Regions from separate parts of the Homo sapiens genome. Here regions 1, 3, 4 and 5 are each linked to region 2. The links are chromatin loops, found by intact Hi-C in ENCODE. Cell type or tissue: GM12878. All regions are shown on one strand.

Evidence for each region. Hi-C counts contacts between places; a loop is a spot of excess contacts. Peaks named below come from ENCODE experiments on the same cell type or tissue, not always from the same donor. Only the 100,000 strongest peaks of a DNase experiment are listed, where the experiment ranks them.
Region 1: it touches region 2 in a loop (4-fold over the local background); 2 of 110 quality-filtered maps call a loop at or near these places.
Region 3: a loop joins it to region 2, with 3 times the contacts of the local background. A loop is called at or near these places in 2 of 110 quality-filtered maps.
Region 4: a loop joins it to region 2, with 6 times the contacts of the local background. A loop is called at or near these places in 5 of 110 quality-filtered maps.
Region 5: it touches region 2 in a loop (8-fold over the local background); 4 of 110 quality-filtered maps call a loop at or near these places.

What each region holds. Positions count from the first base shown.
Region 1 is chr18:4,235,110-4,240,109 of GRCh38, forward strand. The region is part of intron 1 of DLGAP1 (DLG associated protein 1); the gene reads right to left. Among named protein-coding and RNA genes, the nearest start is that of DLGAP1-AS5, 27 kb to the right of the region's middle. In GM12878, no CTCF peak of the experiment used is centred here; a DNase peak (open chromatin) is centred at 2,021.
Region 2 is chr18:5,055,415-5,060,414 of GRCh38, forward strand. No RefSeq gene overlaps it. Among named protein-coding and RNA genes, the nearest start is that of LINC01892, 23 kb to the right of the region's middle. In GM12878, a CTCF peak has its summit at 2,517 (motif pointing left); DNase peaks (open chromatin) are centred at 2,418 and 3,462.
Region 3 is chr18:4,753,414-4,758,413 of GRCh38, forward strand. No RefSeq gene overlaps it. Among named protein-coding and RNA genes, the nearest start is that of DLGAP1, 300 kb to the left of the region's middle. In GM12878, no CTCF peak of the experiment used is centred here; a DNase peak (open chromatin) is centred at 2,608.
Region 4 is chr18:4,179,402-4,184,401 of GRCh38, forward strand. All of the region lies in intron 1 of DLGAP1 (DLG associated protein 1), which reads right to left. It overlaps LOC124904239 (a long non-coding RNA gene), which reads left to right and starts at 1,759. Exons shown (of 2, transcript XR_007066271.1): 1 at 1,759-2,215; 2 at 2,756-5,000. RefSeq lists an enhancer at 2,828-3,122. In GM12878, a CTCF peak has its summit at 2,988 (motif pointing right); no DNase peak of the experiment used is centred here.
Region 5 is chr18:4,452,424-4,457,423 of GRCh38, forward strand. DLGAP1 (DLG associated protein 1) reads right to left here and starts at 2,884. Exons shown (of 13, transcript NM_004746.4): 1 at 2,583-2,884. RefSeq lists a silencer at 2,904-3,033. In GM12878, a CTCF peak has its summit at 3,083; no DNase peak of the experiment used is centred here.

The DNA of each region.
Region 1 (5,000 bases), 820 kb before region 2:
CCCTACTCAAACCTGTTTTCCAGCTTATTGGAAGCACATATTCTTCTGTCCCTTGGTGAAGCACTCCTTCAAATTAGAAGAATGACACATTCATTTTGTACCCTCACGGGCCCACCACATAGTGGACACCCATTAACCACTTATTAAGTTGAATTTTAGAAAAATTGTTTGATTTTAAAAATTCAAAAAGTGCATATATTCAATGGAGAAAACTGGGGAAGCACTGAGCTTGCTGCACTCCCTCCCCTCAAATGTGAGGGGTAACTGGGGGCCAGAGGAGACATCGTGAGAGTAACATCATATGAACCACTTGGGAATTGCTCATGTTGGCCTGTAAAATAGCAGTTACTCTGCAAATCAAGCTATAATCCATGAAATTATCTAAGCTTTGTTTGAACCTGCTGTTTTTTTAATTCCTAGCACCATTTGGAATAATGTGTTACATAAAAATTTCTTTGTTCATTTGTTTTTGCCAGCACTGCTTAAATGAACACTTTCTCTTATTTGATTGAAAATACAACCCATTTTCAGTGTTTTGAGAAATAAAAGATAAACCCAAGTTATGTCTGTCAACATGGTTTACAGTTTTATAAATTTCAATTTCAATGTCTTTTTTTTTTTTTTTTTTTTTTTTGAGACGGAGTCTCACTCTGTTGCCCATGCTGGAGTGCAGTGGCATGATCTTGGCTCACTGCAACCTCCGCCTCCCGGGTTCAAGCAATTCTCCTGCCTCAGCCTCCCTAGTAGCTGGGATTGCAGGCATGCGCCACCATGCCTGGCTAATTTTTGTATTTTTAGTAGAGACGGGGTTTGGCCAAGTTGGCCAGGCTGGTCTCTAATGCCTGACCTCAGGTGATCCGCCTGCCTTAGCCTTCCAAAGTGCTGGGATTACAGGCATGAGCCACCATGCCTGGCCTCAATGTTTTTTCTCTATCTTCATGTAGCAGGAACTTTAGGACCAGATTGCCTGGGTTCAAATCTTGCCTCAGCCACTTAGTTTTCTGACTTGGGCAAGCCATTTAAAGCCTCTGATCCTTGTTAACTTTATCTGTAAAATGAGGATAAAATAATATTACCTGCCTCATAGGATTTTGTGAGGTTTCAATCAGTAAGTACATGAAAATGAACTCCCACATGGATTACATACAGTAAGGACTAAAGCAGTGTTGGACATAATTGTAATGATTATCAGTAGAAGTGCCATAATTCCTTTAGTCATTTAACATTCCTTTCGCTGGGTCTTCATCAAGTCCATTATGTCTCTTGGAAGGATAGTGTGCAAACTGCACCTAGTAAATGTGCCACTGAAGCACGGTGTGGTAGAAGGAGATTGCAATCATTTTCCTTGTGCTTTTACACCTCTTCCTCACAACGCTTAGGAATTTGTTCACTTATGTGCCACTGCCTTATACTGAACCAATATCTTCAAACATCAGTCAAAAGTGACACCCTAATTTACAAGCTGCACTTTATAGCTTAGACTCTTTAAGTTTTATAAATATTTTTTTCCCTCCCTTAAATGAGTTATCTTAATGCTTTAATGCAATGTTGTTTATTCCCCATGTTGAGCTACTTTCACTGATATTTATCTTAAGCGAGGTGGCTTCTACTAGATAAAATAAAATAATAACTGCGCAATTGTCTTTTCTAGCTGATTTACAAACATGTAAGGCCATGTCTCTACCAGTCGCCAGAATATTGAATAACCAATTGTTTGCATATAGGTCTTCTATTCTTATTCCTTCATTTTAATTTAGCAAACATTTATTGAGCAGTTAAAGAGATGTGCTTCGTGGCACAATTTAGCATGGGAAAAACATATAAACAGTTCTCCTACCCTTGAAAACTAAATAAATGAGTCACGTCTCCCCTGCTCCTTCTGGTTCAGGCATATTCACCCTGACATAGAACATTAGGGGTTTAGTCAAGACTGTGCTTTCTCCACTCTTCTCAGAGTTCACTGTCTGAAGCTATCGAGTAGCTCAGTGTTAGGACAGAGGGAAGTCGGGAAATGACTGTGTGTGCCTTTCTGTTACTAATCCTGAACTCGCCAATTAATTACCACGCTATCTGAAGCTTCGGTCCTTGCCTATTTGTGATCTGAAGGACAGGATACACCTGTAGATCCTGCACTGGAAACTCTAAATTTATACTTGTTGTTGTTTGCTAGTAATATTCATTCCCTTTCTCAGCAGTATACCTAGTTCTTTTTGGGGAATTTCCCTTCCTCCAGTGGGCGCAGTCTTGGTATGATGATAAGTCCTAGAAGCTAACGGAGACCCTGAAGCCTCCTTTTGTTAGGATTTTCAACTGAGTGGAGAAATGAAAGACAGAAAAAACGGTCAGGGTTAATGCCTTGATTCTGGGGAAGGACGGGGGTTGAGTGGTTCAGCCACACTGTTCCTGCCACCCACAGCTCTGGAAAGTCCAGGTTCCTGCCTTTTCTGAGACTGACTCTGCGGCCCTCTCTTCAAATTTGTTAGTTTCCTCAAGATCCTTCTAATACATTCTTGCTTGCTTATGTTATCCAGAGTTAGTTTCTTTTTTCAGCAAGAGGCCCTAAAAGACTCCATTTATAAAGAAAAAAAAAAAGGAAGCAATTTTTGCCTGAGTTATGAGTAGATTAAATTCAATATGTACAAATGGCTCCAGTGACAGCGGGAATTATTGAACTTAAACTAAGTTATGTTAACATGAATCACTTTGTAATTATTTCATATCACTGATCATGACTACTGCCAAATGAGTTATGAGTTGTAAAGCTATAATAAAAATATTATGATGCAATATTATCATACATGCCAAGTGAAACATTCCGTTAAATCTCTTACCTGAAGAAAAATCTGTAGATGCCATATGCCATTTAAAGTATTTCAGGTATAGCATCCTGGTTGAGCATCCCAAATTCAAAAATCTGAAATCCATAATGCTCCAGTAAGCATTTCTTTTAAGCATCCTGTTGGTGCCCAAAATGTTTTGGATTTTGGAGCATTTTAGATGTCAGATTTTTGGATTTGGGATGCTCAATTTGTATTTCTATTTGTACAAGGTAGGCTTCCTCTCTGTTTCATCAATTATAAAAGATAATGCTATTTTCTTCAAAATATTGTGAGTTAAATGAGATGGTATCTGTAAACGTTCTTAGAAGAACTTCTGTGAATTATGACCCCAATCTAAATAGACATTCCAAACTATTTTCTACTGAAAACCCAAGGTCAGGTTTATATCCCTGATACATAGAATAAAAAAGCCTGATATCTGAAGTTACTTAGATCATCAGAAAGCATAAAGCTAGCTTTTTAATTTAAGTCAATTTGACAACTTCTTGACAACATTTTGATGAATTGTGTTCTCCTTTAATTAAATAGAAGCAGAAAAGACGTCTCAGTGTTGAAATTTTTTAACTATGTAAATACACCGTAGAAGTTTTGAGAAATAATACCTCTTTTTCACTCTCGATTTTTGGTATCCTTCCTTCAAAAAACTTACTCAGTAACTACTTGCTGAGAAGTTTTATTCAGTAAATATGAACATGATGATACAAGATAATGAGGGATTATATATGTATAGCAGCACTATTAATTCTAATCAAAATATGTAACTACCCTTTCAGGTTACTGAAAGCAAATGAGCTGGCAATAGGAGCTGCTTTCATATTATTAGAAATGGGTGCCCTTTAGGCAAAGATCTCTCCAAGAGTAATCTGTGGACCACCTGCATCCAAATTACTTGGAATTACTTTTCAATAAGGTGAATTTGAAAAATGCCCCTCTCCACCCCAAATTATTGAATTATAATGTCTGAAGAAGTAGAATACAGGAAAAATCATCAATAAAAACTTTTCACATAATTTGCATGAACATCAAAATTTGAGAACTATAACTCAGATCATCTGTGGTAGACTTTATCACTGAGTAGGCAATAGTCAAAGTGGGCCACTATGTGATGCTGGGAGTGTTGTGCAGTGCACAACTTCAGAGAGTGCTGTTGGTATCACAGTCTATACCGTACAGCAGCTCTGATTGCAAGATTTAATTCATATCTTATGGTTGCCAAGGAGAAGTTACCAAAATAGCAACTGAGAGAATCTATCACATTTGCACTTTTCAAATCTTCAGCTTTACAATGTCATCAAGCATGAGATGTGTGAAGGACTGTGTTTTGATCTATCTCCTAAATCCTAAAGGGATAATTGACATCATTTAAAAAAAATTAGTTTTTTTCATCATTTATTTGATGAATTCTAGGTTTTTTAAACAAAGGAACTGAAGAAAGAAGAAAATCTTTTGTTTAGAAGTTTTGGGTCATTAAAGTATTGAATAAGCAATTTTACCTGCTGAGAATGATCAGCTTTTAGTCTGCAGTTTTTTAGTTATGTACTCAGAAGGTCCCTAAATAAAAAGAAAACTATAAAAATTGATTTCTTCTTTTTTTCGTATGGAAGTGGTACCAAATACTGCTTTAAAAAATAGTCTCACATTATAAAAATTAGCCCACATTCATGTGATATTCAGGGTAAGTGGCTCTGGAGCCACAACTAAATTGTAGCATCTCAACACCCGTTTCCTCAAATGAGATGCTAAACAAAGTGTCTTCGATTTAAAATCAAACTATACAGGCCTCCTTAGTTGCCTGTGTGTTGATGGATATTTTCAGAAACAGAATCTAAAATAATATTTATTTGGAAGGTTTACAAAGAGAGATTACTACTTTTCTCAGTGCAGATTGTCCAAGTTGGTCCAACTTCAAGAGTATTTTTCAATCTGGATATGAGTCTGCAAATCCACATTGAATCCATTAGGACCTACTTAATATAATTTCCTCCCCATATCTTTTATCCTCCTTTTCCATGCCCTGTTTGTTTATTTAAACCTCTTTTTTCATCTTCTTAGTCTTTCAAGCATGTCAAGTTAGTCCTCCAAAGAGACATTTCCTTTGTCTTGTAATTTACTTGTTGTGTTAGGAATTGTCAATTAACCAAATAGTCCTTTACTGAAATG
Region 2 (5,000 bases):
CTAACAGTGTGGCAAGAGTGTGAGAGATGTCTTAAGAGCCAAAAAGAAAACCTCAAAGAGAAGCAGTGGTGATAAAAAGGATGGAGCAGAGACTTGGAAGCAAGAATATGAAGCTCAATTTCTGGAAGAATACAGATATTCCACTGATAGAAAACTTGGTTTCCATCCTAATTTTAAAACCTCAAAATGTTCAGCAGTGGATATTTCAAACTCCTACCCACAGTATGATGAAGTGGCAAATCACCCTGGCCAACATGTCAGAACACCTGTGTTTTTCCGTATGTTCATTTCCAAAGAACAGTGCTCTTTATGGACCATGTGTATTGTGTCAAGATGGCTATCAAAACCAGACTTCCACCAATCCCACTCACCCCTAATAGATAAGTGCTCTTGGGGAAGCCAACGCTATTCAGACAGAACTAGACTATACTAGAGTACTTCAAAGATTCCTTAGAGATTTAATGTCATACAGATTCTAGATGTACTTCTAAAACTATATCCCCATGGCTTTTTATAACTTTAGAAATGACTGTGACTAGCCTAACTCACCCCTTATCAACACTGGTAATCATTTAATAGAGAAACATGAGTGTACTTCTGATTAGGAAACAAACTAATGCTGTCAGTAGTTACTGAACACAATCTTTTTTCATCAATTTAACTAATGTCCAATTGTGTTTCTTTGACACTGCCCAGTGCATTTGTTTTAGCACATTCTTTAAAGTGGTCAGAAGAGGACTGGCAGGGTGGTTCACACTCTGGGTTGAAGCAGGGCTCCATTTGTACTGGGGGTAAGTAGGTATCTAAGATGTCTGGGGGATTCTAATGAATGCAAACACCTCTAAACTACATTGAAATCCTGAAGTAAGCCAAGGCCATGTATACATAACTGGAGGTTGATTACAAAATAAAATGTTTGGGGCTGGGCATGATGGCTCATACCTGAAATCCCAGCACTTTCAGAAGCTAAAGCAGGAAAATCACTTGAGGCCAGGAGTTGAAGACCGACTTGGGCAACATAGTTTAAAATTATTTTTTAAATTTTTTTTTAAAAATTATTTTTAAAATAGCTGGTCACAGTAGTGTATGCCTATAGTCCCAGCGACTCAAGAGGCTGAGGCAAGAAGATCACTTAAGCCCAGGAGATCGATGTGGCAGTGTAGTGAGCTATAATTTCACACTGCATTCCACCCTGAATGACAGAGCAAGACCTTGGATCTTAAAAATAAAAAAAAGTAAAACATTTGGAGTGAGATAGTTATATCTGTGCATCAGAGAAAAACAGTGGTAGAGGGAACTCTTACACACTGTTGGTGGGAATGTAAATTAGTACAACCTCTAGGCAAAACAGTATGGAGATTTCTCAAAGAACCAAAACTAGAACTACCGTTCAACCCAGGAATCTCACTACTGGGTATCTACTAAAGGAAAATAAACAGTTCTGTCAAAAAGACATCTGCACTCTTACGTTTATGACAGCACTATTCACAAAAAAAAGTCATGGAATCAACCTAAGTGCCCATCAATGGTGCGTTGAATAAAGAAAATTCCATATACACCATGGAATACTATACGGCCATAAAAAGAAGAAAATCATGTCCTTTGTAGCAACATGGATGCAGCTTGAGGCATTATCCTAAGTGAATTAACACAGAAACAGAAAATCAAATATCACATGTTCTCACTTATAAGTGGGAGCTAAACAATGGATACACATGAACATAAACATGGAAAAAATAGACACTGGGGACTCCAAAAATGGGGACAGAGAGAGAGGGGAAAGCGATGAAAAACTACTTACTGGGCACTATGTTCACTGTTTGCGTGATGGGTTCTGTAGAAGTCCAAATCCCAGCATTATGCAGTATAGTACAAACCTGTGCATGTGGCTCTTGAATCTAAATTTTTTAAAAATGAAGTGTTTGCCATTCTCTGAATTGGCTGTGGATTTGGCTTATTCTGTGCCTTCTATTTCCTGCTCCTCCTCCAAGATCCAATAAGTCAGAATCCATCCTAGCAGTCAACCCTCCTTGACATACCAAGGGATGTGGACAGGAGGGCAGGAATAGCACTGTAAGCTCAGACCTCTTCTGGCTGTCCTGACACGCCCCTCTCCTCTTCCCTACTTCCTCCATTCTGCTGCCTGGTTTATCTCTTAGCCTTTCACTTTCCAACCCGGCGTTCTGGCTCCTCCGACCTTCCGCCTGTCCCTGTGATTTTTTCGCCATGCAACAACTCTTTATTAAAATGACCCTACTTCCTCTATCCAGATTTTGCTTGATTTTGCTTTAATTTGCTTACCTCCTTTCTCAGGTCCTCATGACTTCTCCTAGCTACTTTATTGTCCTCTGATCTGATGCTTTTTCCCACATAGGAAAAGCTACTAATTGAATCCCAGCTTCTAAGCCATTGCCCACTAACCTCTCTTGAGACTCAAGAGACCTCACCAGCTGGCTGAGCCTGGAGACCTTGAAATCCAGAGGTGGCTACTGCAGGCTCTTCCCGGGTCGTGCCTGCCATCTTGTGGATATAAATGGTAACTACACCGAGGCTGGGCTCAAAACCCCCTTAAGGATCAAAGGACTTTGTTCCCTTAGTTAAAAACAAAAGTCCATGTTCTCACTCTTAGGTGGGAATTGAACACTGAGAACACACGGACACAGGAAGGGGAACATCACACACCGGGGACTGTTGTGGGGTGGGGGGAGGGGGGAGGGATAGCATTAGGAGAAATACCTAATGCTAAATGACGAGTTAATGGGTGCAGCACACCAGCATGGCACATGTATACATATGTAACAAACCTGCACGTTGTGCACATGTACCCTAAAACTTAAAGTATAATAATAATAAAATTTTTTTAAAGAGTACCTTAAATGCTGCCTTTTGCATCATGTCTTTGACTGGTCATTCCTGTCAAAAGGAATTGATCTTGCTTCTGCAGTCCTGAGGGTCTGCTCCATACTGATCCTGACGAAGGCATTAGGGTACCAGTCTCACATCTTCTATAAACCCCTCTATCCTTCAGAGCTCTTAGCTTTTTCACAAGCGCTTACTAAATGTTCTGGAAAGTTGAGAATCTAAGCTATTCAAACCATGGACCTATGATTAACTTGGAGGTGACACCTTAATTGTAAGTCAAATGCTGCAATCCTTTGCTTACCAATAAATTAGATTCCAAAAGGCTATTTTTAGATGTATGTGTTTGTGAGAAAGTTAAGCTTGCAGTCTCTTGATGTATTTCCACTAAATAAGAGTGTGAATCAGTCCTTTGAGGTTTTAAAACAAGGCATATTCTCATTTTCCTCATGGACAGTTCTATAAGCAACTTTTTTTCTCTTCAGCTACATTTTCTACACTTCTCCCTTGTCTTGATTGCTCTCTGTTTGCCTCCCTGCCCTTCCCCACCTCCCATCTATAGTACAGCTTTCTCTTCCCCACTCTGTGGTCAGAGGCTGCTCTACGTAGACAGCATCATCTCGGCTCCCCACCCTCTGGCTTCCTGTCGGGTTGGGCCATGAGAGGGGGAGACACCGTCAGGAGATGAGAGGTAAAGAGGTGATATGGACTAAACACGTGTCCCCTCAAAACTCCTATCTTGAAGCTCTCACCCCTTGTATGGCTGTATTTGGAGTCAGGAAGTAACTTAGGTTAAATGAGGTTATAAGGGCGGGTTCCTAATGCTACGAGATTGGTGGCTTTAGGAGAAGAGGAAGAGATCTGTCTCTCTCCTTCTCCCTCTTTCTCTTTCTCCCTCACTCTCTCCCTCCCTCCTTCCCTGCCTCACCACACACAGCTCAGAGGAGAGGTCATGTAAGGACAAAGCAACTATCTGCAAGCCTGGAAGAGAAAGCTCCCCAGAGGCTGAGCCCTGCTGGACCTTGATTTTGGACTTCCAGCCTCCGGAAATGTGAACAAATAAATTTCTGTTGTTGAAGTCACCCAGTCTGGGGTTTTTTATTGCAGCAGCCCGAGCCGCCTAAGACAAGAGGCTGGGTTGTATATTCTTCTCTTCCCTCCCAGGCCCTTCTTTCATGCCTGCAGCTCTGCCCAGTTCCGGTACACAGCTTCCTCCCAGCCTGGAAGGCCTGGAAGAGGAAATTGCTCCCTGCTATCGTTAGTCCCAGTGTACCCCAGTCTTTCACGGTTCCCGTAAACCCGTCCACACCTCTGTAAATAGTTCCGTCACTGAATAATTTTTATTAAACCCTCTGGAGTGTGCCTTCTGTTTCCTTCTGGAACAGGGTCAGCGAATGTTTTCTGTAGAGGGCCAGGGAGTAACTATTTTAGGTTTTGCCTGCCATATGGTCTCTGCTACAATTACTCAACTGCCGTTGTACCAAAAAAAAAAAAAAAAAAAAAAAAAAAAACCAGCCACAGACAATACGTAAATGAATGAGTGTGGCCATGTTCCAATAAAACTTTATTTACAAAAGCAGGTGGCCTGCTGGATTGGATTCAAGGACCCTGGCTGATACACCCACTGACCACTCACTGTGATGCACAATAGAAGTAGAAGGTGCTTTAAACCAGCAAAATCATCTCAGTTTTGCTAGTTTGCAGCAAAAATGAAATCAAATGTTCTTTCTGTATGCTTAAAATTCAGAAATAAACTCCTAACCTCGTTTTGTGCTAACACTGGGTAAATTACCATTCAACATTAGTAATGATACTCTGGCTTAATCAAGCCAAGATTGCAAAAGCATTTTGTTTTGCCAATCACCTCTTTTCATTTCTTGCTATTTTCAATTGATTACATAAGCACAACAGTTTTTATCTTTTGCGTGATTTGCTCTTTGTATAAAGGGCTTAAAAGGGGTGTTGACTTTCATAAAATTTATTTCTAAAATAGCTCCCTGAATAGTAAACCCAATATGTGATATTATCAGAAAACATATCTTCCTCTTGAGTGAAAAGAATATACATTTTCTACCTAGTTCTGCAAATACGCATATGTAGCTTGCATATGGTTAATTTGATATATGGATATATGTGTGTGT
Region 3 (5,000 bases), 300 kb before region 2:
GGTCCATTTTTAGAGTGCTCATTGGTGCCTTTACAAACCTTTAGCTGGACACAGAGCACTGATTGGTGTGTTTACAATCCTTTAGCTAGACAGAGAAGTTCTCCAAGTCCCCACCCGACTCAGAAGCCCAGCCGGCTTCACCTCTCACTGACAGACATTTTTGTCCTGGAAAATGGCATTACTTTTATTATACTAGACTAAGTTTGTCAAACCTGCAGCCCACAGGCCACATGTGGCCCAGGACGGCTTTGAATCTGTCTCAATACAAATTCATTAACTTTCTTAAAACACTATGAGATTTATTGTGATTTTTTTTTTAGCTCATCAGCTATCATTAATGTTAGTTTTTTTTTTAATACTTTAAGTTTTAGGGTACATGTACACAACGTGCAGGTTTGTTACATATGTATATATGTGCCATGTTGGTGTGCTGCACCCATTAACTCGTCATTTAACATTAGATATATCTCCTGATACTATCCCTTCCCCCTCCCCCCACCCCACAACAGGCCCTGGTGTGTGATTGTGTGATGTTCCCCTTCCTGTGTCCATGTGTTCTCATTGTTCAGCTCCCACCTGTGAGTGAGAACATGTGGTGTTTGGTTTTTTCTCCTTGGGATAGTTTGCTGAGAGTGATGGTTTCCAGCTTCATCCATGTCCCTACAAAGGACATGAACTCATCATTTTTTATGGCTGCGTAGTATTCCATGGTGTATATGTGCCACATTTTCTTAATCCAGTCTATCATTGTTGGACATTTGGGTTGGTTCCAAGTCTTTGCTATTGTGAATAGTGCCACAGTAAACATACATGTGCATGTGTCTTTACAGCAGCATGATTTATAATCCTTTGGGTATATACCCAGTAATGGGATGGCTGGGTCAAATGGTATTTCTAGTTCTAGATTCCTGAGGAATCGCCACACTGACTTCCACATGGTTGAACTAGTTTACAGTCCTACCAACAGTGTGAAATTGTTCCTATTTCTCCACATCCTCTCCAGCACCTGTTGTTTCCTGACTTTTTAATGATCGCCATTCTGACTGGTGTGAGATGGTAACTCATTGTGGTTTTGATTTGCATTTCTCTGATGGCCAGTGATGATGAGCATTTTTTCATGTGTTTTTTGGCTGCATAAATGTCTTCTTTTGAGAAGTGTCTGTTCATGTCCTTCGCCCACTTTTTGATGGGGTTGTTTGTTTTTTTCTTGTAAATTTGTTTGAGTTCATTGTAGATTCTGGATATTAGCCCTTTGTCAGATGAGTAGGTTGCAAAAATTTTCTCCCATTTTGTAGGTTGCCTGTTCACTCTGATGGTAGTTTCTTTTGCTGTGCCGAAGCTCTTTAGTTTAATTAGATCCCATTTGTCAATTTTGGCTTTTGTTGCCATTGCTTTTGGTGTTTTAGACATGAAGTCCTTGCCCATGCCTATGTCCTGAATGGTATTGCCTAGGTTTTCTTCTAGGGTTTTTATGGTTTTAGGTCTAACATTTAATGTTAGTGTGTTTTATGTGTGGCCCAAGACAATTCTTTTTCCAATGTAGCCCAGGGAAGCCAAAAGATTGGACACCCCTGTAGCTAGACAGTGAAAACATCTTCCATCTGCTCCAGAGAGGGACAATTCTGTTTTTCAAGGCTGTTTGCTATGTAATAATCCTTGGAAAGTTAGCCTAGATCAAAGTACATGTTCTCTTAAGACATGCAAAATCGTGAGAGATCCATGGAGTATTGTCTCCAAACAGTTAATTTCAATACATATATTTGGCTGTTAAATGCTTACCACTTCAAAACTGAAACACCATGTAGTATGTTGATGGCTTTAAATAAAGATGTTTATATAACTACAAAAAAGATAAATTAAAATGTGCCATGGAGATAGCATATGGCTAAAAGCAAAGTTTTGGAATGAGACACTCTTAAAATTGAGCCATATTTCCATCATCTACTACCTATGTGACTTCAGGAAAGTTGCTTGATTTCTTTCCATTTTAATTTTTTCATCAGTAAATTGAAATAATACAAATCTCAAATATTACAGGAATCATAAATGGTATCACGTAAATAAAGCAGATCAGTACATAGCATACAGTTAGTTCTCAGAATTTGGTGCAGATTATTATTACTTAATCTCTGAATAAGTCATATACAAATATTCCTTAAACACTTACCATTTGGTTTACACTGCATTAAAGACAGTGTTAGTGATAATGGAAAAAGATGTAAGAGAGCCTCCATTCTCAAATAACAAATTACACTATAACAATGGAAACAAAAGTAGCACAGACAGAATTTCATGGATATAGTACCATATACAATCAGTACCATAAATTGCTAGAATATAGATTCCATGGAGGTAGGAACTTTTTCTCTAGCTCCTTAATAGTATTCAGCACATACTAGGCTTTCAATAAAATTGTTGAAAGGATGTTGAATAAAATGATTAGAGAATGACTCCTTATTTCGCTGTAAATCACTGTGAACTAGAATAGCCAGGGAAGGCTTAGTGAAGAGAATGGGACTTGGGCCGTGTTCTCTGAAGTTTTCATGAAAGAGGAAATGTGAAAAATGACAGCATCTTTTCAGCCCGCTACAGCAAACACAGGGCTTCTTGCAGTAAAAGTGGAAGTTATCATTTTAGTAAGTCTTACCCATGCTCAGCTCAGCAGAGCAGGGCAGCATGCTGGCTGTACCACCTGCTTACAGGATGAGTGTGCTGTGGCTGCCGGAGAAGAAGAGGAGACACAGCAGGGAGGTCAGCTTGGACAAAGTCTCTGCCTGGCAGGGAGGGTGGATGGTCTCAGGAAGTTGTCTGGATGTGTACATGAAGCAAGATTTTGGAGAATTTTTAACACCATTATTGAGGTATAACTTGCATACTATAAAATGCACCAACTTTTGCTTTATCGAGTTAAAAGTACACTTTATACTTAAAGTATAACTTGTACAATTAATACTTTAAGTATAAAGTTTGGTGAGTTTTAGCAGATGTATACAGCTGTGCAAATATTCCCATAATCCAGTTTTAGAACAGTTCTATCTACCCCAAAATATTTCCTAAGGTCTTTTTTTGCAGTCAGTCCTTGACCCCCACCCCAGGCAAACAACTAATCAGTTTCTGTCTCTACAGTGTTGCCCTTTCTCGATATTTTACATAGATTCACATAACATATGTGGTTTGTGAGTGGCTTCTTTCATTTGGCATGGCATTTTTCAGGTTTTCCTATGTTGCAGCTTGTATCAGTAGTTCGTTCCTTTATATACTTAGTGGTATTATATTGTATGTCTATACTATATTTTCTTTATCACACAAAATATGTGATTGGATTATTTCCCATTTAGATAAAAATCTGTCACCTTTATCCCCCAAATTCAGATTTTTGCCTCCAGATCCAAGGAGAGCACCCCTCCTGGCAGCAAAGCTGCTGACTTTGTGCTCAATATCATCTTGAAAACCTTCCCTTTCCACCTTAAGGACTAGGAGGTGAGAAGGGCTCCCTAGGCAAGGTCATCTGTCCTTTCCTGGAGGTCTATCAGTTTTTCAAGAACAAATGCTTCAACTTTTCTGCCCTGGTCAATTTCTAGTGCCAGAAAATGGTTGTTTTTGACAGTTTTGACAGTTCTATCGGAAGAATCACCAACCTCTTTATGTCACTTTAACTGGAAATTCCTTTCTTCTAAAGGATGTTGAAGATCAAGATACAAAGTTTGATTCTCTGAGGATCAGAGTCAAATAACCTGTGTGTTACTTTAGAGATGTCAGCATGGGGCATAATGTGCAGTCAGTTGGAGGGGAGCAATTTCAACCAGGAAATTCATCATAATAATCAAATAGGACAGGTTTAAAACTTCTTAAGTGAATTAGGGCTAGGGCAGTGGCTCATGCCTGTAATCCCAGCACTTTGAGAGGCCAGGAGGGATCACTGGAGGCCCGGAGCTACAGATCAACCTGGGCAACATAGTAAGAACCTGTCTTTACCAAAAAATAAAAAATAAAAAATTACCTGGGTGCGGTGGCATGCACTTACAGTTTCAGCTGCTTGGGAGGCTGAGGCAGGAGAATAGCTTGAGCCCAGGTGGTCGAGGTTACGGTGAGCTATGACTGCACCACTGCACTCCAGCCTGGGTGACAGAGGGAGACTCTCAAAAAACAAAACAGAAGTTAATTGAATTAATATAATGCAATTCAATTCCATGGTTTTTTTTTTTTTTGTCAAGTTCTCCTTCACATGGCAATGTTTATGCTATTTCATACATTCTTTTTGAGAATATGAGGTTCTTTCGTTTTTGCTCATTACTCAGGTTCTATGCATGCCCATATAGGTCAAAGTTTGAAATTACTAACAGCATGCAAGGATGTCCATTATCACAAAATACCTTGAAGGCGCTATGCTTTCTTTGGTCTGTAAGCATTTGTGTATACTGTGTCCTTTGCTTAGTACTCTCTTATGCTCACCTTTTCTCACCAGGCTGAATGCTATCCACCCTTCAGTCACAGTTTGATATCATATCCTCCTGGAGCCCTTTCATGCATGACATCCTGAGGGCCTTCCGATGCAGTACCCAACCATATTAAAATTGTGTATTTGCAGATCTATTTCCCTTATTAGATTTAAAGTCTGTGATGGGAGGGCCCAGGCTGCATGGCTCACTATTATAGTCCAAAAATTTGGTGGACCTTCAGAAACAGAATATGTGGTTGATCAATACATACAAAATTGTTTTAATGGAAAGTTGCATAGGATTATTGTAAGAGGACCAACTCCTCATGACCTTTGGCAAATTACTTAACCTTTCTAAGCCTCAGTTCAATTTTGAAAAACAGGGTTGATCATTACACATGTTGTGAGGATTAAAAGGAGAGATGCATTCAAAAGCTGTTAGCACAGTGCCTGGCATATAGCAAATGCTCAGTATGTGCTAACCATTCATCAGGAACCAATTACAGTCATTGTTGGTGGCATGGGAAAAGTGCCTGCTGCTCAGCTCTGCTGTGGGGAGCAT
Region 4 (5,000 bases), 880 kb before region 2:
ACATTTAAGTTCCTAACTTAAGACCATTTCCTTTCAACATTAAAATAGTCATGATGCCTTTTGTTATTATTGTTCTTATTGATTCAGTGCCTATTGAGTACCACGCACTGTGATAAGTGTCTTACATTAATTATAAGACATACTATCATCATTCTATGAGATGAGGAAACTGAGACACAGAGTAACTTATTCAAGGTCACACAGCTGGTTATGAGAAGTATGTTATCCTAGACTCTCACATTTAGGCCCAAATTGTAGCCTCTTAAAGCCTCACACATATCCTATGTGCTTTAGTGTCTCAATAAGTTTATTTGTAATAAAATGAAAAGAAAGCTCTTTCTTCTATTTTAAGTACATGAATCCTAGAATCAAAACTTCTGGCAACTTGAAATCTTCTCCCAGTAACCTCACTCAACACTTATCGAGCCATTAAATCTCGGCTGCGTCCCTTGGGGAAGGCACTTTACCTCTCTGATCTTCAGTGTCTGTATTTTTCAAATTGGGCATAATGGCATGAACTTTATCAGTTGTTTTGGGGTGAGTGAAAGTCATTTATATTGCCCTGGATACATGGTAGTCCTTATAAATAAGTCTTCTATTCTGAGCTAAGGAATTTGGACTTTACTGACAGGCAATGGAAATCCTCAAATAACACAGCAACATGGATCTCCCTCGTGATCTCCCTCTCTTCACAATCATGCGTGCATCAAAGATGAATTTTCTTTGAACACAACTTACACTTTTCATAATACGACTCTCTCCCTTTGTAGTTGAAAGGGCTTATCAGGTTTCCTACTTCACACAGAATGAAACAGAGGTGTTCTTGTTTGGATTGTTCCCCAGCACTCCTGACACTAGTGTTTGGCTTCAGTTACACTCATCCAGCAGAGTCCCACAAAGGAGGGTGACTAACTCATCTGGGTTTGTCTGGGACTTTACTACTTTTACTCAGTCCCAAACAAAATGGGAGAGGTGGCCAGTCACCCCAAAGACATTACACTTTCCCAAAATTCCACACATTTGACATTGCCCTTTGTGTTGCTCTATCAGGAACTGCACATCTTGCAAGGCTTAATTTAGAGCCAATACCATCATCACCTGGGGTAACTGGAGCAGGTGGCACCGATGGGAGAATTATTATTGAGTTTAATAAACTGGGATCTGATGTTGAAGGTTTTTAAAAAGTAGTTTGAAATAAATATTAAATACAAAAAGTTTCAATACTAGTACAAAGAATATGCATACAACTTTCACCCAGGCTCACCTAGTATTAACATTTCACCACTTTGCTCTATCATTTGTGTTCCGTTTCTCACACACATATAATATTCTTTAGATGGGGAAGGTTTACAAAATTTTATCATATGCTCAGAGGTAGGGAAAATCACTTCTAACCAGGAGGAAGTAATGGAGAAACTGGCTTTCAGTAAAGATTTGCTGGGAAGTCAAATGTTCAGAGCTCTGCTTGTGGAAGATGACAACTACAAGGGTGTCCAGTGAAGTCTAGAAAGAAGGCCAGGCTGGAGACAGAGGGATCAGTCAGGAAGCTGCTCAGAGGTCCAGGCACCAAGGACTTCTACTAATGGACAGAGATACTGATGGGTTTGAGCAAAAATAAAATAATATTCTTTTAGTGCCCAAGTTAGATAAGAGTGTCTCACATTTTCTTGACTATTTGACCTAACTTAGTAAGGTGATTTACGTCTAGGATTTTTCACATCTCTTTTATAAAATAGAGTCCTTTGATCACATCCATCTTCTCATCTTGGTTGTTTATAAATGAAATGTTAAAATGAAAGATTATGGGAAGAATTAGACTCCTGTTATTTCATGTGATGAACTCATTTCTTGGCAGAGTTACACTGGATGAGTTAAGATGTAACTGAAAATATGCTTCCCTCCTGAAACTTGGAATCTTGCTTTTAATTATCATTGAAATGTCACCAGAGATACATTTAAACAGTTTTTGATAAGACATGGACTAACAAACCGAATCCAACTGCTACAGGGACATTTTTTAATTTCACAGGTGGTTGAAATATATACTGCGGCAGTATAAAGGAGAAAATGCAGCAGGAGCTACCCGTGATAGGAGTCAATACCTCTGTGAACAAGGAGAAGCACTACTATCTTGGTTGAAAACACTCTTATTCGTAACAAAACCGAAAGCTCCTGTGTCTGATCTTTTAATAGACTTTCAAGGACACATTTTCAAGTAAGTACCACTATATCTGGACGACAATCAACCTTTAATTTCTTTCCTTTATTGTTCCTTTAAGTGTCTTTGGATTTCTTCTTTTTTTTTTAAAGTGTCTGGTATTTTGACATTCTCACTTCTCACATGGGCTGTATTTATGTATGGTACTCATCAACAAACACATCTACAGCTTTCGGTAGATAATGTTTTGTTTGCTCCAAAAAAAGAAATTAGGGGAGCCCTTACTGAGAAAGTAATAGCAGTACTACTAATAAATATGGGAGCTGTTTTCTTCCATTAGAAGAAACACCAGTAGCAACATATGTATTCCAATCTGTAGCACTAAGTGCACTCAATTAAAGAGAAGATGATAGCGATTTGCAGATCCCCCTGCTCCAGCCTATTTTTCAGTTGGCATGGTGGGGACTGGCTAGGGAGACCATACCCATCTTTCCAAAGCAGGAGTCGGGAAAGACTTGCTGGTAGCTTGAAGCTAGCCGTGGAAAAAGTGCATGCACTGCAGAAACTGGCAAATATTACCAACCTTTTTTCTGACAGCAGGTATGGGAAACCAGAATACGCTACACCCAAATGTGCCTCTTTGGCAGAAGTCTGATTGGGCTGAAGGAATTAAGAACAAGCAGAAGCAGGAAGGCTCTTTGCCCTCTCTCTATTTGCCTAAAATTGGGATGTAAATTTACAAAGACAAAAGCTATTTCACCTCCCCTCTCTGAAAGAACAAAGGTTAACCACTGAAGAGAGTTTTTCACCCTTACGGGCCGGAAGATGGCACCAGAGGAAACTACGTTAGCAAGCTTTGCAAACCAGCCTTTCTCTGCCAGTTATTTTCCTTCCCCCACCTTGTGGCCCCTAGAGATACAAAGTCTTTTTATTTTTTATTTTTTTTGTCTTGTCACTTCTCTAAGCATTGACTGTTCTTTGTAGAAGATCCCACATAAGTTGGAATTCAAGCCACCTCTTTGAAAATTACTCATTCCCTAGGTATCTTCCATGCGTGTATTAAATAAACATATTAATAAACTTCTGTTTGTTTTTCTCTTTTTAAAGTGTCTTTTGCTATGGGGTCCATTCCAACTTAAAACTTATCAGGGTTGAGATAATAATTATTCTTCTTCCCCTACACTGGTTATTAAATGTTGCCACCACACTAGCACCTACAAAGGATAGTTGGGTTTTAGAAATGCTGGACCATGGACAGGTAGAATCAAGTGAAATAATAATGTGCTGCCCTTAATGAAGCTGTTGTCTGTCAATAGTTGATAACACCGAATTCACTTCATAAGGGTAGAGAGGAAGAAAACAATGTTTGCAGGAGATTGTGAACAAGGAAGGAACACATTTCAGATAAGGGTAATCATAGCTGGGCTCCTTAAAATGGCAATTATAAACATGTCCCTATTATTTCAAAGGTAGGCCAATGACTGATGGTTACAGAAACATGAGCTACCAAAACAGACCATCAGAAACCAAAAGAAAAAATATGTGAACAAAACAGCTTTTTAGGAAGAAAATACATTAAATCAAATTCTTGGCATTTTGAATATGCAAGAAAATTAAATATACAAGTCATACTGAAAACTGTCAGTCCTTTTTGTGCATAGCTTGATGACTACCAGGCAAACCATTTTCCCTAATTGAGATTTAAGAAAAATAGACGAGTTTAACTCTAGTGCAAAATAAAATGACTTAACTGACAATGTGAGAGGCTAACTGAAGAAATAAGAAATATTTAGAAAGAAGAGAGATATACCAGGATTTCATAGATTACATGAGAAGAAGCAGACTAAAGGGAACATTTCATTGTATATTATTTCTCTCTATATATGTCTATCAAAAGTAGGCATTTCAAAAAATCAAAAAATTATTTGAAGGTACAAGCCACTTTATTGACAAAATTACCTTTTGCACTATAATTTAACTTTCTTAAACTTTTGACCTTGTTTCTTGACCTTTGTACATTTTCCTTTTCTTTTTTAAATTATGTGGCTCCTTTGAGTCATCCATTTCCTCTTTCCTCTGGAAAGGGAAGAGTCATGGATTCCAACCTTTCTGCTAGAAGCTACGAAGAATTAATTGCCATGTAGGTTTCCTTGGAAGACGTCAGATAATCTTTACCTGGGTTTCATGCACAATCATTTCTTTAACAAGACTGAGCATTAGTCATACCTATAAATTAATTCTCCCTCTTGGTCTAAAACTAACATCTGAAAATACTGTACTTTTCCTTCACATCAAATATGGCCTAAGTAGCCTTTTCATTTTATTTTTCCAGAAAGCTTTCCCAGTAAAAAGACAGACCCGAGGGTATTTTCTCATCTTGTTGCAGAGAGTGATGGTACAGAATGTGCATAATGCCCACGCAGGAAAGTTAATAATATTCTACAAGCAGTCTATTTTTAGATTAATAGAGCCAGTTTACGCAAAGCAAATCTGTACTGCAGAAAGAAGAGCGTTAAATATTTGAAAAAATTCTGGATAAACTTTAAGAAAAAAGGAAACATTTTCTTTTCCTACATTGGGTCTAACATAATTAAATGAATTCAAAGGCTTAGCCACTTTTGCAAAGGCTTAATTGCTTGTATTGATCGTGACCTAAATTTGCTTCTGCACAGTTTATAGAGCTACATTTGGCACTGGAACCAAAACCCCTTGGGACGAAAAGCCATAGCCATCCTGACATTACCAAATGGTAGAATAATTATTTACATTTATTAACATGGAGATAAAGATCATTTTGTTGGTTGACCAGATAACTAGGTCTTTCCTGGCTAATGCTGCATTA
Region 5 (5,000 bases), 600 kb before region 2:
AAAATGAGTACTTTGTAAAACAAGTCCCCCTCTTCCAAGTTTTAATTTTATATTTAAAAAAAATCAATCTAAATGGCTATATGGAACAAAGGCACACATATTTAATAGAGTTAACTCAAAGTGCATGCAGTTTCTATTCCCAAATTGGGTTGAATAGGACACTTAAGCTTAGAAGGATTTAAAAAGTAGAACACTACAATTAGTTTTAGGCTATTTCTCTATATGCGCTACATAATATTTTGGAAGGAAGGTCTTGTCTCCATTTGCTTTCACTAATCGCTAATATGCTTTTACTGGGTTTTTAGTCCTGGCAGAACAAAGCTTATGTTGATGGAGAAATTAAAGATGCTAAACCATGAAAATTCCCTCCTAGGGAAAACTCATATACTCATTATTTCCCCAAAGCACAATTGCTTGTGTGAGATTTAAGAAGCCTTGTCAGAAAATTATTTTGACATATTTAAAAGAATGTTAACCAGTTCCTTTTGCCCATATTTATATTGCCTGTAATGTTTGAGATAAAGTATTGTATTTGCAGACTAATCTTAGAATGAAATATAGAGAAATAGATAGCTATAAATTTAAAAAAATCTATGTATGCAAGTACATTCTTCTTTACTCACACAAGGTAACTAACATTTTCTCTTAAGTAAATTAGTTTTTTAAAAATTCACAGAATTTTATATCTGCGACTAGGGGTATTGCAAGGCACTAACCAACTGAAACAACTTTACATTTAAGTACTAAATCTAAAGGAAATTAAGAACAGGGCTACTGACACCTGACTTCTATGAACTTTCTTGTTTCATGCCAGAGTATGAATTTTCTGAACCAAGGGTAGCGTTTATAACTTAAACTTTTTAAAATCATACATTTTGCATAGACATATTCATTATTTCTTTATAGGCTTGAATTTCCTTTTAAAAACTTAAAGAAAACTTTATATTCTTCTGGCATGAAATAAATTAGGATCTTGTAAAATTTCTTGCCTCCATGTCATTTCCGTTCAAGTTTTATTCAAGGAATAAAAAGTATTGCTTTATATGCAAAATGACCTAGGCCAATAGAAAGTCGTTTCCTGAACTGAAATCGTGCTATAAATAACAGTCAAAGGGCTGTTCTTTTTAGAACAGCTCTTTCAGGGTAAAAAATAATTTGCAGGATGTTTGCCTTAGGACCTAAAATCGCTTTCCTAGTTCTCAGCATTTCTCATCTCCATGTCTAACCACATCTTAGACTGATCTATCCTCACCTTCTACGAAGCCATTCACGAAGACCACAAAAGCTAAAAGATCTGTCTTTAATTGGTACTTTTATTATATGTCTTTCCTCGTAATTCCCTAACTTCACGTGTTATGGAAGGAGGCAGGGAGCATTCACCTCCCACGACCGGGAGTCAGTCTCTGTGTCAGGAGTAAGGAGTGAAGAGTCTCGCCTGGATCCACAAAAGACGTGACATCTCCCACCCAGCGTCCCACTGCTTGCCGCCTGGCTACCTTTAACCCCTTGCCCTCCGCACATCCTCCCCTTCTCTAGCAGAAAATTCCGCAGCGCTACGGTCGGGCTGGAGGCAAGCCCTGCAGCCGGGGGCGAGCGCGGCACTCGGACACAGGCACTCAGTGTCTCCGGCGCCGGCAGCCGAGCCACGGGCCACCCCTTCCCACGGCCTCCCGGTGCCACCCAGCGAGGCCGGGACAGCGCGCCTTCCGCAAAAAGCGCAGCAGCCGAAGTCCTGAAAGCAGGGTCTTCATCGCCGCGGGCCCTCCGAAGGTGCCTCTCCCAGCTGCAGCCGCCCCTCAATGAAAGTGCAATGTGTTATCTCGCCCAGCCCAGAGGAGAGGTCCCTGTTTGGCCTTGGTTCCAGCCCGGCTCATTCAATTCGCTGAATGTCGGGTCTCCCGGCCCGCCCCGCGATTCTCCGGGAATTGGCCTTGGCCGCGGGCAGGGGGCGACTCTCCAGTGACCTCCTCCTTGGACCCCATTTCTCTCTCTCTCTCTCTCTCTGTGCCTGTCTTTGTGTCTCTGTTTCTTTGGCTTTCTCTTACAAACGCACGGGGGAGTTGGTCCTTTTCCACAATGCCAAAATGTCACCCAAAAAGCTAGTGCAACAACTTGCTTTGCAAACGACCCAGGAGCCTGCCGAGAAAGCCCTGCGGGGAGCAGCCCCCTCCTCCCCTGCAAGGTGCATCGGGGGTGGGGTGGGGGTGCGAATTTGACCGGTGGACATGACCGGGACAGGGGACCGGTGTTCTCCTCCCCTCCCCCTTCCGGGACCCTGTCGCAATTAGAAATCCTTCCCCTGCCTGGGTCCCCGTGGGGAGCCGCGAGGACCGCATGGCCGGAGAGGACGCGCTCGCCCCCGAGATCCCAGGTTACCCGGAGGGCCCGGGAGTGCACCCCGGGCGGCTGAAAGGGTAAGGAGCGCGGACTCTCGAGCCAGCGGCCGGGGGAGCCCAGCCCGCAGCCCCTCCGCGGGCGAGGGAAGCGGCGACCGCGCGGCAGGCAGCAGCCAGGAGCCACCCAGCGCGCCGCGACCGCCGCCGCCGCGCACGCCCCAGCCCCGCGGCGCAGCCCGGCGTTACCTGGCCGCGTCCCGCAGTCCGGCCCTCGCTGGCTGCGTCCGTCCGTTGGTCCCACGAGCCTCGGAGGAAGGAGAGAGATGTCCCCGCGACCAGGACCGGCTCTCAGCGAGGTGACGGGAAGGACTCGAGAGAGGAGCCGAGGCGGCGGCGGCCGTTCGCGCCGCCTATGCTGCCGATTCCCCGAGGCGGAAGGTGTCCGCGAGGCCGTGTCCTGGAGATTGCGGCGCCCGAAGCGCAGCGCTCGCCTCTGGAGCGGAGGCTGAGCGCCGGGACGCGGCGGGCTGGGGCTGCAAGGCTGGGCTGGTGACCCGCCCCTGGGTGCATGTTAATACGGTGGGGAGGAGGAGTCCCGCGCTTCCTCCGCCCAACCACCGGAGCCGGCGGGCGGGCGGCGGCCGCGGCCCGGAGCCAGCCGCTCCCACCCGCCCCAGCTACTACGGCGCGGCGCGACCGCGGGCTCCGGCCCCAGCCCAGGCACGTGCGCCCAGGCCGCGGGGAGGCGCCGGCGCCTCCCGGAACGCGCTCCTGGCCTGCGAGTGCTGCCCGCTCAGTCTCCGGGTGGGAAGTGCGCTCGCCCCGGACCGAGGGGAAAGCCCAACATCCCCGGGATGGAACAGAGAGGCGGCCACCCGTGAGTGGGCGTGACCCATTGGTTCCCTTGCGCAGCATCTGTGGAGAATTAAGCTTTCCCCTCCTCTCTTGCCAGCCGTTGTTCCTAATCTTGTCTTTTTTAAGGGAGGAAAGCAGGAGAACTCATGACACTTTGTATCACAGGAAATCAAGTTGGTGGACAGAGGGTTTGCTGACCTCTCCCGTCCCTCCTCAGGGTCCCTAGGAGAATTTTTGAAGAAGTAATCGGCAGCAAGGAGATGGGGGCAATAGAGAGTCTCAGACTCGCAGGGACCCATGTTCGTCCCCAGCGCCACTACTTTCAAACCGTTATCCCTCAGAGCTGTTTCCTCACCTCCACAACAACTCTCCCGGGTTCGATGACACTATATATCCCACCAGTTCATCTTGGTACAGGCCAAAAGGTAATTCAAAAAGCGAAACGAATCTCATCTCCTGACCTGTGCCCTCGGTAAAGTCCCCAGGTTCCACCCCAAGTACACTTGGAAGCCAGGCCCCTCCACACAGGCTGAGCACCACGCTTCCACAAACTGAAAACAGAGAGAATCCACTTGGTTTCAAAGTTAGAATAGGGATAGCGGCGTGAGTGGGTGAATTGCGATGTGGGTCAAGGAGAGAAAAAAGTAAATCAATTAAGTATTTATTGAGCTCCTGCGCTGCCCACTTAATTGCAAACGTTACAGTAGTTAAAATAATCGTGGTTAATCACTGCCTTATTATTTCCTTCTATTAAAAAAAGAAATGGCATCTTCATGGAGAATGTCCTTTGTTCTACAGCTTCCTGAGGGAATATTATGCCAAAAAGTACATAATCTTTATGTAATTTTATCCAGAAGTTATAGCATAAGATTTAGCATCTGTTTTGTGTGATGTCTAATTATAAATATTAATAGAATATCCTTTTAAAGACAACACTTCTAAAAATGCAAGGAAGTGAAAAACAGTTTTCATAAAAATATGACTCAGATAAATAACCTCTTTCCTGCAATTTCACTGAGTGATTTTCCATTAAAGAAAATAACAATTACTGAAACCACTAAATGGAGGTAAATTCTCAGCATTGTAATATCATGAGCACCGACGCTTTAGCAATGATCTAAAAGATATTCTCAGACAATTCAAGAATTACTATAGGGGCCCAGCTCAGTGGCTCACACCTCTAATCCTGGCACTTTGGGAGGCCGAGATGGGCAGATCACTTGAGGTCAGGAGTTCAAGACCAGCCTGGCCAACATGGTGAAAACCCATCTCTACTAAAAATTCAAAAGTTAGCTGGGTTGGTGGTGGGCGCCTGTAATCCCAGCTACTCTGGAGGCTGAGACATAAGAATCACTTGAACCCGGGAGGTGGAGATTGCAGTGAGCCGAGATCACACCACTGCACTCCAGCCGGGGTGACAGAGCGAGACTCTCAAAAAAAAAAAAAAAAAAGAATTATTATAGGGACACTTCAAATCGGATTCCCTGAAAAGGCAAAATACTGATATGTGATAATAGCCTTCATAATTTGGAAAATTTGCCTTTCCAGATTTGTAAATATGTTTAATTAATAGATTTTCTTTTCTAATTTTTAAATTGATATATCACAGTTGCACATATTTTGCAGGTAGATACAATAATTTGGTATATATATACAATGCATAATGATCAAATCAGGGTAATTGGGATATCCCTCACCTCATTTATCTTTTCTTCGTATTGGGAACATTAGAATTCTTCTCTTCTAGCTATTTTGAAATATACAATAAATTAAACTATATAGTTCCTCTGCTGTACTATTGAATACTAG